Linked DNA regions of Homo sapiens: region 1 is linked to region 2. Evidence: read pairs that join two places in POLR2A ChIA-PET (ENCODE). Cell type or tissue: GM12878. All regions are shown on one strand. Links, peaks and the distances in the headings refer to the core of each region. The heading gives the core; the rest is flanking DNA.

Evidence for each region. ChIA-PET counts read pairs that join two places held together with the same protein. Peaks named below come from ENCODE experiments on the same cell type or tissue, not always from the same donor. Only the 100,000 strongest peaks of a DNase experiment are listed, where the experiment ranks them.
Region 1: POLR2A ChIA-PET joins it to region 2 with 9 read pairs; 1 of 35 experiments calls an interaction of 5 or more read pairs at or near these places.

What each region holds. Positions count from the first base shown.
Region 1 is chr13:44,760,939-44,770,083 of GRCh38, reverse strand. No RefSeq gene overlaps it. Among named protein-coding and RNA genes, the nearest start is that of LINC00330, 44 kb to the left of the region's middle. In GM12878, for the core only: no CTCF peak of the experiment used is centred there; a DNase peak (open chromatin) is centred at 5,972.
Region 2 is chr13:45,104,066-45,111,651 of GRCh38, reverse strand. It overlaps LOC101929259 (a long non-coding RNA gene), which reads right to left and starts at 5,373. Exons shown (of 3, transcript NR_120424.1): 1 at 5,223-5,373; 2 at 4,418-4,515. RefSeq lists a silencer at 2,543-2,602. In GM12878, for the core only: no CTCF peak of the experiment used is centred there; DNase peaks (open chromatin) are centred at 2,351 and 2,651; H3K4me3 peaks cover 990 bases.

The DNA of each region.
Region 1 (9,145 bases), core at 3,118-8,117, 340 kb after region 2:
GAACAGTTTCAAAACAGAACTCTCTCCAAGTGGTTTTCCTGTTACCTTCCTAACATTGCAGTGTGTGTATACGTGTTTACGTGTGAAACTAACCATAGATATACATAACAGATATGTCATAGTCTGAAGTAACCAGACAGAAAACAAACAAAATGAGAAACTGGGAGAGACTTCCTTGATTTGGAAAATTTTGGCCTTTTCAGACTCATTTCTCATGGTTTTTCCATTGGCAGTGGTTAGAATGGAGATGGCATTAATAGTAGCCTGCAATGAATTTCTTAAGTTTTTTTTTTCTGTGCTCTACATTCACAGTATTTATCAGACCACAGTCTGCTTTTTATTGGGGGAAAAGCCCAATTTTTATATCCTGATGACAAAACCACTTCACTAGCCTTCTTGGGACTGCTAACATAGGATATGAACTTCACCTCATTACATCAGGATCACTTTTTTTCAAAAAGGAATAAGAATGAGGCAAAACCCAAAAGCAAAATAAGAGTTTTAAAAAAATCTCTGCACAAGTTCCCCAAATCGAGATGGAGTAATAACTACTTCTGTGATTTCTGCCAATTAATCCACCCCCACAACACAAACCAAAGTTTCCAAAATGAGTTAAAGAGCAGCATTAGTGACTCAGACCGAATGGCTTCACCCACATGGCCCCACTGCAAAGGTTTTTCAGTTGCCACTGCTATTTCCCTTTGCTGATAGTGACATTTACCTGGGGAGAGTGATAGGAGAAGTGACGTCATTGCTTTCCCAGCAACTTCTGCGGTCAGAGTCCCTGCCATTGGAAGTGTCTTGAATTTTTTTTTCTTTTTTTGAGACCAGGTCTCCCTCTGTCACCCAGGCTGGAGTGCAGAGTCACAATCATGGCTCACTGTAGCCTCAGTGTTCCTGGACTCAAGGACTCCTCCCACCTTAGCCTCCCCAATAGCTGGGACTACAGGTGTGTGCCACCATACACAGCTAATTTTGAAATTTTTTGTAGACAGAGTCTCCCTGTGTTGCCCAGGCTGGTCGTTTGGAAGTGAAGGAAGTAAACCATATCTCAGGGAACCCTAACCACATGCTCTTTCCTGTCAGAGCCCTTCACTGGCTTCCCACAGGTATGGAATCAGTTCCACAATAAAGCATAGTGGTCGAGTCATTTCCTGACCTGCCATAGTCTGCCCCTCCAGCCTTACCTATCACTATTGTTTACCCTAAGCCAACAAACTGAATTATTCTAGTTCCCCCTAAATGTCATTTTTTTCTTTTTTTGGCCTTTGTATCTGGCTCATGTTGTCCCTACCTACATTGCCTTCCTCCTTTCCCAGCTCCAAAAAGCCAAATCATACTCATCTTTTAAGACCCACGAACCTCTCAGTTACCCTCTCTTATTTTTTCCAGAGATATGCACCTCCCTTAAAGCATCAACCACCTCTGCCTTATAATCAGATTATTTGTTTATATTTGTTATATGCTGTTTGAAGGATAAATCTGTTGCTTATCTGTTTTTGTGTGCTGGACTCTGTTTAGCATGGTTTTTGCCAGGACTCAGTGACAACTTACTGGCTTCAACCTCAAACTCAACATGTCTGAGCTCATGATCTGTTTCCTCCACTCCCACCGCAACCTCTCCCTCTTGAATTTCCTGTCATGCTGATGGAAACCCCCTCCACTTCACTGCCCATGCCAGAAAATTTCGTGTTACTCTTTCTCCTCTGTACCTCAATCCCCAGCCCCCATGTGATCAATGACAGTCCTGTCAATTTTGCCTCTCTGATAACTCTTAAATTTATACCCCAATTTACACCCCTGTTGCTTCTAGCCACAGACCTATGACTTTAGTTCTGGCCATCATCAGCCCTGGCCTGTGTCACAGCACTTCCTAATTGATCAGTCTATTGCCCTTTTCCCCTCCCCTCCACTCTCACCCAAATCCATTGTCTCCCCAGGTAAATGTCACTATCAGCAAAGGGAAATAGCACTGGCTCCACACTGCAGCCAGTTTGATCTCTAAAATTCAGACCTGACTATGCCACTTTCTTGCTTACGATTCTCAAAATCTACTTCAAACTCTTTAATTTTATGGATAAGCTCCTTTACAACCTGACTCGTTCCTTTACCATTCATATAGCTCTCCTCTCATCTTCCCCCCTCCAGAATCCAAACTCTTCCCACACTGGATGCAGAGATTTCTCAGAAGTTTCTTTAGGATTTCTACCAATGTCTGATTCAAATTTATGGTTTAAATACATTTTAGTTATTTAACAAAATATACAAGAAAAAGCATTCATGTAAATGTATTACATAACACAGTTCTATGTATTAAGGACCATCATTAATTTTGGTATCGAGTTAATTCTTCAGTATGGAACTTCTACCTTCTCTGTGAGTATACGCTGCCATGGCTTAAATGTCCCCTTCAAAATACATGGTGAAACTTAATCACCAATGTGCAATTTTGAGAGGTGGTGCCTTTAAGAGGTGACTGAATCATGAGGGCTCTGCCCTGATTAATTAATTCATTTATTCATAGATTAATAGATGAATGGGTTATCATGGGAGGGGAACTGATAGCTTTATAGAGAGAAGAGAGACCTGAGCTAGCATGCCCAGCCCCCTTGTCATATGATACCCTGTGCAGCCTTGGGATTCTCCAGTGTCCCCAACAGCAGGAAGACTCTCACCAAATGCAGGCCCTTGACCTTGGACATCTTAGCTTCCATAACTGTAAGAAATAAAGTTCTTTTCTTAGAACTTACCCAGTTTCAACTATTCTGCTATAAGCAAGAGGAAAAAAAAGACTAAGACATACTTGAAGTTTTTGTAAATATGTCATTAATTAGAAAAAAAAAAGTGGGTAGTTTTGCATAGTTCAATGGTTCTCACTTTTTTTTTTTTTTGAAACTAGGCCAGTGCTGCTCTGCTCAAGTAAAAATTAAATAGCATTACTATAGAGCTCAATGAAACCTCAAACCAGGTGAAGGCCCATAGCCTTGACACATTTATCACTACATGTCAAAGTGTCGTATTTTATTAGAGATATTTTACCATTTACTCTGAAGTTAGGGTGTTTGATGCTGACTTTTATATTATGATAAGAAATGCAAGCCATTGTTAAATATTGTTGTGACTAAAATTTGAATCTAAAAATCTCTTCAACTTCTTGTCCAAGTTTTTGGATTAATTCATTTGAGGAGTATATTATACTTGATAGGAGATCTAAAACACACACACACACACACACACACACACACACACACACACATTCCGTTTGCATCTACTTATGTGAATAAGGGTTTTCTAGTTGCATAGATGTACATAAACAATTTTTTAAAAACCAAAACATAATCAAGGACAACTGAAATAGATAATTTGGATTGATGTGGAGCAAAGCATGATACCTAATTCCAAATATTTATGTTCTTCAAAGTTGTCTTGCTGTTATTACTTATTGATAAGCAAATATTAAAAACAAAAATGTTCAAAGTAAATGTATACTAGTAAAAAAATGTCATACTTATCTGTTCTATATATCTGAGCCCCAAGAAAAATTTCATTTAAAAAGACAGGTTTCAGTAATTTTTATTTTTTAATGTGAGAACCATTGACACCTCAGTACAGACTCTATCTTCCTCTTGATCCCAGTAAGGTGTTCATACTATGTCCTCCAAGTGCAGAGAAGAGAACCACCAGATGCCCACATCTATGTTTTCTGTTCCAGCCAGGATTACCTCTGATCCAAATGGAGACCTGTCCATTTCCTGTTGGCATTTCCTGTTGGCATTTCCCATATGTTCTCAGGGGAGCTAAGGTATGGCTGATTCTTGGCAGAATGTCCCCACTGTCTCTGCCCTACCCTTTCCCCTCCTCTCACCAGGTCGCACCTGTAAGATGCCTCTGGGTGTTAATAGCATGGCCACATAAATTCTTTCCTTTTGCTGCACTCCCTCTGCCCCATCTCATCTCACAATACACACACATTAGTCTATTAATTCCAAAGACTCCAAAGAACAGAACTTACTCAGCAGAACTAATAAGATTGCAACAATGTCAGACAGTACCTTGCTATGCATGATTTTTAAATAAAGAAGGCACCCTACTTCAACATGGGATTATATAATTTCTAGGATTTAGATCCTTCCTTGATCAGCAAGAAATATGTATGTATTTGCCAAATCTTGCCTCCTACAGAGTGCTAAATTAACAGCACATTTGGTGCCTGTGATCAGCAGAGTTCCATAGTACTTTGGCTGGTTATGTGCTTGATAGGGGTCTAGCTGAATCCATAAAGATATGGGTGATGAACTGGGCGTAGTGGCTCACGCCTGTAATCCCAGCACTTTGGGAGGCCAAGGCAGGTGGATCACCTGAGGTCAGGAGTTCCAGACCAGCCTGGCCAACATGGTGAACCCTGTCTCTACTAAAAATCCAAAAAATTAGCCGGGCATGGTGGCGGTGGGCACCTGTAATCCCAACTAGTCATGAGGCTGAGGCAGGAGAATCGCTTGAACCCAGGAGGCAGAGGTTGCAGTGAGCTGAGGTCGCACCATTGCACTCCATCCTGGGCAATAAGAGCGAAACTCCATCTCAAAAAAAAAAAAAAAAAAGATATGGGTGATAATAATGCTATTTCCACCAGGTTAAATTCCAACACAAGGTGCTCACAGCTGCCCAGAATGGCACTGGGAAATATGAGTTTGTCCTTGTCCTTTTGACCACCTTGCTGTTTAGATTCCTGAGAGCTTTAATTATTGCCCTGTGAACAGAGCTGGTCTTTGGCTTGTTTATCAGCTCCAGAGCTGAGGAAATTGGGCTTTATCTCTTTCAGATTAGATCACTACAAGCCTCATTGGGTAAGGATAGAGGAAGGAGGGGTGGGGAGGATAAAGCCCTGACTCCCTTTACTCAAAATGCTCAGCAAAGCCCAAACCCTTTCTAGAATAAAGCACCAAGACTTTTCCTCCCAACTCGGTGCAGGATAACTAACTGGGGATTTCTTTATTTACTCCTTTCAGGAGGCTTTTAATTGGAAAACCTTTTCCGTAACCAAAACGCCGATCTCTTTGAAGATAAGGCCCTTTTTGCCTCAGGTTTCTGCTTCTCCCATTTTCCATTTCCTTCAAGTTTTATTAACTCTGTAGCCATGCGGGAGGTGGGGGCATCTGGGCCACTCAGGAACTTGGTACCTTTCCTGCCTCCCAACAGATTCCACCCCCTCATAAAAAAGAAAAAAAAAAAAGGAAAGAAGAGAAACACACACACACACACACACACACACACACACACCCCAACACAACGAAACACCCCACTCTGCAGTTGTTCTTCATGGTTCTTATTTTAAAGGATCCCGGTTCTTATTTTAAAGGATCCCGGTTCTTTGGGTGTGGCCTGGCTGGCTGAGTGCCTTTGGTGGCTCTTGGGCGCCTGGGGAGGAGAGTGGGCCCCAGGGATGCGCTGGCAGGGGCAGGCCCTCCGTCCTTCACATCTCTCAGCTTCTTTCTGAAAGGCTCTGCTCCTGGCTCACCATTTATCATTCCTTCACGCTGCCTTCTGTTCTTTGACCTCCAGCCACAAAACAACTTCCTGATTACCAAAGCCGGGTGCCACCTCCCTTGGCCAGAAAGCCAACCTGGAACTGCACGAGGCTTCATTAAAATTCACCACCCCACTGTTGCTCCTTGGATTCCCATGAAGTTACCTCCCTGGTGTATTGATCTTGAGGGCGAGCTGGCTGCATTGGAGCGCCTGGTTAAATGTCTCCTTTGTTGTTGTTTTTTTTTTTTTTTTCTTTTCGTTTTTTTTTTTTAACCCGTGGAAGGGTTTAGAAAGGAAAATTTGATCCTTGACACTTTTGCAGACGCCAGTCAGCCGAGTGAATAATGTATCTGTCCACTGTACATCGGGGGAATTGAGGGCTCCTGAAGGGGAAGTGGCCAGTGGCCGGACAGAGAGGGGAAAACCAGATCACAGGATTTCTGAAACTCAAGTCAGCTGCATTCATGAGCAAATCAGCAGTCTCCTGGTTCTTGACCTCCTTTGGGCATTGTGAGGGCTGATGAGCTCATGCTTGTAAAGACTGCAAGCCTTTAATTGAAGTATAATTAATAACCATCTGATAAGTGAATAACAATAATAATGCTGATGTAATCCCCTTCCCCCATAGCCCCTCTCCTGTTTCCTCGGGTGGGTAACACCCTGGGATAATGTCCCAACACATTCAGCTAGGTGAATGGCTCTAGCTACAGACAAATCATCGCAGCCATGTGCTTGCCGGCACAGCCTAGGGTTGGCCCGCCACCAGGAGACCTCAGGGCACAGAACAATGCAGCAATGTTCTGCAAGTGTTGGGCTGTTCAGGAAATGGGAAAGTTCAAGCTGTTTCAAGACTCAGGTAGCAGGACATCCACTAGCTTCTTGCCAACCTGGTGGCCTCTCAGGCAGGACAGCTGCACCTGGAAGCCTTACTAACACTGACCGTTACTTATTTCTCCTGTGCTCTGCTTCCCATTCTTTCCATAGACCCCTCATCCAATAAGATGAGTTCATGTGTCTCCCTAGGAAGATACGAATGGATCAGGCTGCTGCCTCCACACTATTGATTATCAGAGGGATATGTGGACATCAGTCAACATGCATCAGGAGGCATCTTGAGTACCTGATGAGATTAATGAAGATGCCATAGGCTTTACAAAAAAGAATCCTTTTGGTTCTTAGGCTTCACAGAGTTTAATCCATAAAACAGAGTCCCCAAAGCAGACTCCAGGCTTAAGAAGTGGTTAGAATGGAAACAGGAAAACAATGATGAAAGAAGCAGTTTATCATCCACTTTTGCCCTAAAGACTTCTCGGGCCAAAAAGCTGAGATAGACAGAATGGAATCCACAGCTAGAAAAGATAATAATACTTTTTAGTTGCAAACAATTTACAGGTTACCAAGTGCTTCCATATAGCATGACCTCATTTGAGCCTCACAATATCTCTGTAAGGTTGGCTGAGTTTATGATTCCCAGCTTATAGATGAGGAAACTGAGGTCCAAAGAGGCTAAGTGACTCACTCACACAGAGTGGCAGAGTCAGAGCCAAAGCCAAACCCATGTTCCTAGTAAGACAAGAAGACTTGCTCCATAATGGGCAGATTCTATAATCTCCTCTCTACTGGGAAGATAAGTAGTCAATTTATCCAATAAATAGGTAATGAATGTCCATTCTATGTTCAGCACTGTGCTAGGTGTTAGGGAGAGGGCAGTGAACATAACACAGAAGGTTTTCATAACATTTTCATCTCTATATTAGTGTTGTCCTTGCTTGATGCTCTAGGCCATGGGTTCCTTCTAGAGAGATGTGTAGTTGTTAAAGTTCTTTTGGCCAAAGAGTAAAAGTCAGTTCTGGCTAGCTAATGCATAGAGAGGGAGTTTATCTGAAAGATCATAGAGTAGCTGATATACTTTGGATGGATATTTGCCCCTCCAAGTCTCATGTTGAAATTTGGTCACCAATGTTGGAGGTGAGGCCTGGTGGGAGGTGTTTGGGTCATGGGGGTGGATCCCTCATGAATGGCTTGGTGCTGTCCTTGCTGTAATGAATGAGTTCTAGCACCACTGGTTCCTGTAAGAGTGTGTTTAAGGCCAGGCATGGTAGCTCACACCTATAATCTCAGCACTTTGGGAGGCCGAGGCGGGTGGATCACCTGAGGTCAAGAGTCCAAGACCAGCCTCACTCACATGGCAAAACCCTGTCTCTACTAAAAATAAAAAAATTAGCCGGGCGTGGTGGCACATCCCTGCAGTCCCAGCTACTTGGGAGGCTGAGGCAGGAGAATCACTTGAACTCAGGAGACGGAGGTTGCAGTGAGCTGAGATTGTGCCACTGCACTCCATCCTGGGCAACAGAGTGAGACTCTGTCTCAAAAAAAAAGAGTTGGTTGTTTAAATGAGTATGGCACCCATTCCCTCTTTGTTTCTTTCCCGCCATGTGAAACGTCTGCTCCCTTTTCACCTACCTTCATGACTGTAAGCTTCCTGAGGTCACCAAAAGTGGATGCTGGCACCATGCTTCTTATAAGCCTGTAGAACTGTGAACCAAATAAACTTCCTTTCTTTATAAATTATCCAGGCTAAGGTATTATTTTGTAGCAACCCAAATGAACTAAGACAGTGTGTCATGGAATTTAAGCAAATGTCATTCCACCCCAAGCTTTGGGAAAGCCGATAACTTATATTCCCTGGGTTTGGGTAGAGCAGTTTCCAGGCTCTCAGCAGCAGAAGTAAGGAGACCTTCTCTTTCATCTAGAGTTTTTCCTGACATGTTCTGCTCTCACGTTCAAATCCCAGCAGAGAGAAAGAATGCCATTGGCCCATCTTGACCCAAAGTCTCTACCTTTGGAAGAACTCCCTCAAGGCCACAGGGCAGGATCACAGCGAGGAGACGTTACTACTAATCAGTTTCCAAGGAACAGAAATCACTGGGCTCTGGGGAAGCCACACAAAAAAGTGTTTAGTACAATATGCGTACCCGCGACTTTGGGTGATGCTGCAGCATAGAGCAGGTAGGCAGGAAGGAAAGCCAAAAATTCTCAGTTATTGCTTCCCTGAGACCATTATCCCCTTGTAACATTCCCTTTAAGTTCTCTATCTTCCAGATGGAAATTTCTGTCAAAAATACAAATGAAGCAAACTTTCGTAAATACATTCTGAAATATTTATGAGTGAAATGGTAAAATGTCTGGGATTTTTCTTTGAAATATTCCAGGGAAAAAGAGGGGTAGGACCAGATAAAATAAGAAGGGCAAATGTTGATGTTTGTTGGAGTGGGGTGACGGGTACCTGGGGGCTCATTCTACTCTTCTCTCTACTTTTCTCTATTTTTGAAAATGTTAGCTAGACTCAGTGGCTCATGCCTGTAATCTTAGCACTTTGGGAGGCTGAGGCAGGCAGATCACTTGAGGTCAGGAGTTCAAGACCAGCCTGGCCAACATGGTGAAACCTGGTCTCTACTAAAAATACAGAAATTAGTCGAGTGTGGTGGCACACCCCTGTAGTCCCAACTACTTGGGAGGCCAAGGCAGGAGAATTGCTTGAACCCGGGAGGCGGAGGTTGCAGTGAGCCGAGACTGGGCCACTGCATTCCAGCCTGGGTGACAGAGTGAGACTGTCTCA
Region 2 (7,586 bases), core at 1-5,000:
AAATGCATCCTTTCTCATTTTATGTTAAGGAGAAAAAAAGAAAAAAAAATGCACCCTGAGCGGTGTAAGAGTACCCCAGACAAATCAGCGCTCAATTCTCTACAATACTGATTCCCATGCTCACAATCCTCTTTATCAACTTCCACCCCAAAGCCATTGTCTTTTGAGACGGAGTCTCACTCTGTCGCCCAGGCTGGAGTGCAGTGGCGCGGTCTTGGCTCACTGCAACCTCTGCCTCCCGGGTTCCAGCGATTCTCCTGCCTCAGCCTCCTGAGCAGCTGGGATTACAGGTGTGTGCTACCACACCCAGCTAATTCAAAGCCATTGTCTTTTTTGTTTTATTTTTTTCCACAACATCTTTTGATCACTCATCAAGAAAAGCCTTTATAGCCCATTAAAATTGAAGCCCCGAAATTCACAGTTGCTTGATTTCCTAGTTGCTTTTATTCCTAGATATAGTGGATTTCTACAGCATTTGCCTGTGAAGCAACCAGAAAGAAAGGTATGGTCTTTCTTCTGGAATTGTTGAACTAGGAGAATCGAGTGCCAGGAAACTGGTGTGTCTGTATATGTGTTCAACTCTCTGGATGTTAACACCTTGCTGGCTGGCCACCAAGTGAAGATAAACTGGCCTGGGTCACAAGTCTTTTTTCTGTGGCTAGTTGCCCAAGGTGGACACATCTCTGTCATGTCTCAGGACCAGTAAACTCAAGCTATGCTTGGAAGGACAGAATTGATCAAGATGGAATGACTCCTGAGAGGAGACAGTAGTGATATTTCTGCTCCACTGCTATTTATTTTTCTGGCTTCAAGGTTCAGATTCAACCATGGCAGGAGAGAAAGTCCTTAGCAGTTTCTTATTTTATATTTTTTTGTTCCTATGTACCCCTCATTAATAAAATAATCAGCCAGGCATGGTGGCTCACGCCTGTAATCCCAGCACTTTGGGAGGCCGAGGCGGGTGGGTCACCTGAGGTCAGAAGTTCAAGACCAGCCTGACCAACATGGTAAAACCCCGTCTCTACTAAATATACAAAAATTAGCCGGGCGTGGTGGCGGGCGCCTGTAATCCCAGCTACTCAGGAGGCTGAGGCAGGAGAATCGCTTGAACGCGGGAGGCAGAGGTTGCAGTGAGCCGGGATCGTGCCATTGCGCTCCAGCCCGGGCAACAAGAGCGAAACTTCGTTCCAAAAAATAAAATAAAATAAAATAATCAGAATTTGCCCATTTCCTGAATCCAGACAGCATTATGTGAATCACATTTTAAAACTGATTATTGATCTTTTACAGTTCCTTCAGCTTTCAGAGACCTTGAGCAATGAATGCTATTTTGTGAAAGGGATGTTACTTGCTTCCCTGGGGTCAAACATCCTCTTTGTAAATCACAAATCCAATAGCCACAAAGAACCCAGACAAAAAATTGACCATTAGTCTTATGAGAGTTATAATTTAGCCTTTTAAATTTAATTCTAATGCAAAACTTTTTTCAGTGTTTTTTTTTCTTCTAACATCTTTAACATGAAATAATTACTGTGACTCTTTAGACTCAGCTTATTCATTATTTTGGTTAACTCTATGAGGCTTCCTTCCAAGAATCTCTTCCCTCTGTGATGAAAACATCTCTCTCTCACTCTATTTTTTTTTTTTTTTTTTTTTTTTTTTGCATAAAGCAGGTGTCTCTGATGATTTTCCAAAGTGTGCACCTAACATCCCTGATTTTCTGTATTGGTTGTGGTGGTGGGATTGCCAAATGGCAGAGAGACAAATACTAGGATAAAATTCCTCTCTATATCCAGAGAGATTTAACCAATATCTTCTTGTGTGAGGCGGCAGACTAGAGTAAATATGTTGCACCTGCTATAGTACTATTTGAATTTAGATGAATTCTATATTATTTTAATTCCTCCAAGCAAGAAAAATGAGGACAGTAATACTTATGTTGAGAGAATGCTAGAACAAGCTACTATTGGACCTGAGTTACTGCCTATCTTCCTGGGCAACTCCTTCTACTGCCATTGGATATGACCATCAGGTGGTTTCAAAATATGTCCCAGTACATCTGACACTACTTTCTTGAAAATGTGAAGCCTAGTACACTCCCTCATGATGTGGGCCAGACCCCCTGGTGATTCACTTCAAAGAAATAGAATGTGGTGAAAGTGAGGTTACAGGATTTCCACAGCTAGGTCATAAGGATAGCTTGTGCTCGCTCGTGCGCTCTCTCTCTCTCTCTCTCTGTCTAAGGAGATGATCTTTTTCTGGCTATTGCACTCCAGAGTGTCTTAAGGTGGTTTTACCTTAGACTTTTTTTTTTCCGGTCGGGAAACAAGTTACAGATGGGGTGACTTTTATGGTTTGGGTTCTTTTGCAAGCAGGGAAAGTCTCAGTAATCTGAAGAGGAGAGGGTATTCTCTGTGGTTAGCTGGTTTCAGGGGGACAAACTGTTCTAAGCTTAACTAATCAACTGTAAACCAAAAAGTATCTGAGGTGAGTTTCAATCAATTTAGAAGTTTATTTTGCCAAGGTTAAGGACATGCCTGTTGCACAGCCTCAGGAGGTCCTAACAACATGTGCCCAAAGTGATCGGGCTACAGCTTGGTTTTATACATTTTAGAGAGACATAGACATCAATCAATATGAGACAGCCGGGTGGGAGGGGTCCGGGAGGGGTCCCTGGCAAAACTTCAACCGGCCTGCGCACTGGGGTGGAGCTACAGAGGTTCACCCCGTTGGTAGCGGGGAGGAGCCTGGCCCCTCCTCTTCCTGTGTGGAACCTAGGATTCAAACTGCAAGGCGGGAAGCACACTAGAGTAACTCCGACCTTGCGGAGAGTCCCTGTTCCCCCTTTTATTCCTTTTCACCCAATAATACCCTGTTTTACTCATCCTTCAAACCATCTGCAAGCCTAAACTTTGGCGGCTGTGGGACAAGGAACCCCGTCTTTAGCTGAACTAAGGAAAGGTCCCGCAACAAATCCATGTAAGATGTACATTGGTTTGGTCTAGAAAGGTGGAATAACAAGAAGTGGGGGCTTCTGGGTCATAGGCGGACTCAAAGATTTTCTGATTGGCAATTGGTTGAAAGAGTTATTATCTAAAGACCTGGAATCAGTAGAAAGAACTATCTGGGGCCAAGTGTGGTGGCTCATGCCTGTAATCCCAGCATTTTGGGAGGTCGAGGCAAGAGGATTGCTTCAGCCAAAAGTTCTAGGCCAGCCTGGGCAACATAAGCAAGACCCTGTCTCTACAAATAAAAAAATTATTAGTTACTTGGGAAGCTGAAGTGAGAGGATCACTTGAGCCCAGGAAGTTGAAGGTGCCATGAGCCATGATCTTGCTGCTACCCTCTCAAAAAAAAAAAAAAAAGAAAGAAAGAAAAGAAAAATTAAAAAAAGATAAGAGGTTATGAAGACCAAGGTTTTCTCTTTTTTTGAGATGGAGTCTTGCTTTGTCACCCTGGCTGGAATATAGTGGCCCAATCTCAGTCCACTGCAACCTCCGCCTCCCAGGTTCAAGAAATTCTCTTGCCTCAGTCTCCCGAGTAGCTGGGCTGCTTGAGTGTCAGTATGGTGGTCAGAAGAAGCACTCCTCCAGAATGAGTGAGGAGACATGGACAAACACATCGACAAACCTTTCCCCTTTGCTTGAACCCACTGAACACATGCTCCAACATGGCCCTCCAACTTCCAGTTTTTTTGTCTCATGATAATGTAAACCAAAAATAAAATTCTATGCACCTCAACTTACTGATGCCTGCCCCCTGCCTCAGCCAAAGGCATTCCAAAGTAAACCTGAAAATCTAGTTCAGGTCGTGATTGGAAGGGGGTTGTCTGAGATCCCTCATTTTACTTTCCTCCCTTTGAAATTCAGGCACAGCTAGGCAGTTTTAACATTACAGCAGAAATCTTAAGACTGAAGAAACAGACTTTTTGTAGCAATAAGACACCAAATTCCAGCCTGACTTTGGTATAACATCACATGACAGAGAGCAGGCCCTGAAAGAAATAAAAATATTTTACTCCAAAATGTATTTCTTTGACATATTTTGAAATGACCCTGCAAAGCTGCCTCTTGTGGGGAAAATCTACATTTTGTAAAAAAAAAAAAAAAAAAAAAAAAAAGTCCCTTTAGCTTTCCAAGTCTTTTTCCTGATCTAGGAGAGAATTCACTTAAGAGTCGGGCACCTTTTCAGGTCTGATAAGAACTCTGAAACTTGCTACAGGGAGGCTTAATCTGCACCATAAAACCTTGGTCCTTGGTCTAGGACTGGATGGGGTGGCTCATGCCTGTAATCCCAGCACTTTGGGAGGCTGAGGTGGGATCATTTGAGGTCAGGAGTTCAAGACCAGCCTAGCCAAAATGGTGAAACCCCATCTCTAATAAAAATACAAAACTTAGCTGGGTGTGTTGGTGCGTGCCTGTAATCCCATGTACTTAGGTGGCTGAGACGTGAGAATCTCTTGAACCCAGGAGGCAGAGGTTGTAGTGAGCTAAGATCATGCCACTGCATTTCAGCCTAGGCAACCAAAGCAAGATTCTGTTTCAAAAAAAAATTCTCATTTTAACCATACCCTTTGATAGAGGCAGGAAGCAGAGAAATTCTAGGCGGACAGGTGGGTCCCTGGCAAAACCCTACCTTTGAGCCCAAAAGCCTGAAACCTGCATCCAAAGTGAGAACGTCTATCCCCGTTTGCTGGCTCTCTTCCGATCGGTTCTTTCTGAATAATGTCTTTTTACTGATTGAATGTTGCCTTTTCTGAAACTACCTATGGCCCACCCCATGCCCCTATCCTGTGCCTATAAAGACCCCAGACTCAGTCAGTAGAGGGAGAGAAGTGGCTTGACTGGAGGGAGGTGACTTGCCTTCAGAGAGACAGATGGGCTTCAGAGGAGAGATGGCTTAATTTCAGAGAGAAGGCTTGACTACAAGGAAGAGCCGGCTGGAGACAGCCGGATTTCATGGGAAGATTACTTGCCTGTCCTGTCCCCTCTCCGGCTCCCCTCTTTGCTGAGAGGCATTTCCCATTGCCTAACACAATTCTCCACCTTCACCATCCTTCAAGTGTCTGGGCTATCTCATTCATCTTAGATGCCACACAAGAGCTTGGGATCCACTGAATGTGGGTACCCAAAAAAGGCTGTCACAGTGGCCCTTTGCGCTCACTGGCAGAGGGCAGCCACCCCACACGATGAGGCAAGGGGCTCACTGAGCTGATAACACACCACTGTCCACAGACGGCAGAGCTAAAAGAACACTGTAACATGCCCTCTGGAGCTTCAGGGGTTGCAGGCACCCCAACCTGGGCACTGCTGCCAGGCCTGCACGCAGCCTGCTCCTGGAAGCACCCAAAGCAGCCATCCAGATCCCGCACTTGCTCACTCATGTGCTCCCTGCTGCAAGGGGTTGAGCGTGGCAGGCTGAGTAAATGGGGTACCCCCGTCACAAGTCTGACAAAGGGGTTGAGAAAAATCCTGCATCACCTTGGCAACTGGATAAGTCAGTTCACTTAGTTTACAATCTCCACATACTCATTTGTGATGCAATAAGGGCTGATTGTAACATAACCCAGTTTTAAAATCTCAAGTTTAATGAGTAAAACAAAATGCACAACTGGTAAAGCCAGTTGTATATTTTTTTTAAACATAGGAATACTTATGAGAAGTTTGAGCTAGGGGTGGTGGCTCATGCCTGTAATTCCAGCGCTTTGGGAGGCCGAGGTAGGTGGATCATTTGAGGTCAGGAGTTCAAGACTAGCATGGCCAGTGTGGTGAAACTCCATCTCTATATTTTTATATTTCATAAAATATAAAAGTTAGCTGGGCATGGTGGCACATGTCTGTAGTCCCAGCTGCTTGGGAGGCTGAGGCAGAAGAATCACTTGAACCTGGGAGATGGAGGTTGCAGTGAGCTGAGATAGCGCCACTGCACTCCAGCCTGAGCGACAAAGTGAGACTCCATCTCAAAAAAATAATAATAATAATAAGAAGAAGAAGTTTGAAATGTGTGATTAGAACCTTGCTATTCAAAGTGTGGTGCCTGTGGCCGAGCATGGTGGCTCACATCTGTAATCTGAGAACTTTGGGAGGCTGATGTGGGAGGATCACTTGAGGCCAGGGGTTCAACACTAGCCTTGGCAACATGGCTAGAGCCTGTCTCTACAAAAAAATAAAAAATTAGCCGGGCATAGTAGCACATGCCTGTGGTCCCAGCTTCTTGAGCAGCTGAGGTGGGAGGATCCTTGAGCCCAGGAAGTCAAGGCTGTAGTGAGCCATGAAGGCACCACTGCACCCCAGCCTGGACAATAGAGCAAGACCCTGTCTCAAAACAAAAAAAAACCAAAAAGTGTAGTCCCAGGACTAACAATATTAAGTTATCTCAGCGCTTTATTAGAAATGTAGAATTTAGAGGCCCATCTCTGACCTACTGAAGCAGAAGCTGCATTTTTTTTTTTTTTTTTTGAGATGGAGTCTCGATCTGTAGCCCAGGCTGGAGTGCGGTGGCACAATCTCGGCTCACCGCAAGCTCCGCCTCCCAGGTTCACGCCATTCTCCTGGCTCAGCCTCCCGAGTAGCTGGGACTACAGGTGCCCGCCACCACACCTGGCTAATTTTTTGTATTTTTAGTAGAGACGGGGTTTCACTGTGTTAGCCAGGATGGTTTTGATCTCCTGACCTCGTGATCCACCCGCCGTGGCCTCCCAAAGTGCTGGGATTACAGGCGTGAGCCGCTGCGCCCGGCCAGAATCTGCATTTTAAAAATATCCCCAGGTGATTGCTGTGCATGTGAAAGTCTGAGAAGCCTAGTTTAGAATTCTGGCTCCCCCAATTTCCTGTGAAACTATAGGTGCATCATTCATCGTTGTGACTGCAGATTTCCCATCTGTAAAATGGGAAAGAGTGATGCTTCACTCATGTACACATTCGATAATTACTGATTGAATATTCATTGCTCTGGGGATAGAACAGCGAACAAGACAAATAGTTTTTCAGTCCTCTTCTAGCTCTAAAGTTTCACAGCTCTTTAATCTGATTCCTTGATATAATTATTTTTCCCTAGGCTTTCACTCCCTGCCCCACCTCCCGATCTCATGAGAGTACTTACAGCATCACGCAATTTTGCATAAGAAGACAGGTGCCAGAGAAAATGGGAGAAAACAACTCCCTCAAGATGGGAAACCCACTTAAAATTGGAGTAAGAGAATGAACACATACATTAAACGCCCACTGCTGCTGCCAGCTTGCTACAAATTCCCTCCATAAGGAGTCTAAGATTCCCTGACTTGACTTTCAAAATTGCTCCACAAATCATGGGAGATTTCACAGTATTTTACAAACAGCATGATTCTGACAGCATGTCAGGCATCTACTGTTGTGTCTTTCTAGTATCTCTAAAAACAAACCCATAGGGCATGCTAGAAAAAGTGGCAGAGGAGGTTCAGCTGTAATTATAAAGCCCAAACTTGCTGATATTTGCCACCAGCCAAGGGGCTTGAAACCTTTTTAAATTCCATTAATAGGCTATTAGGCAGAACAAAACAAAATGGGGAGGAGAATAAAAAGAAAATGGCCATCCTGGCCAACATGGTG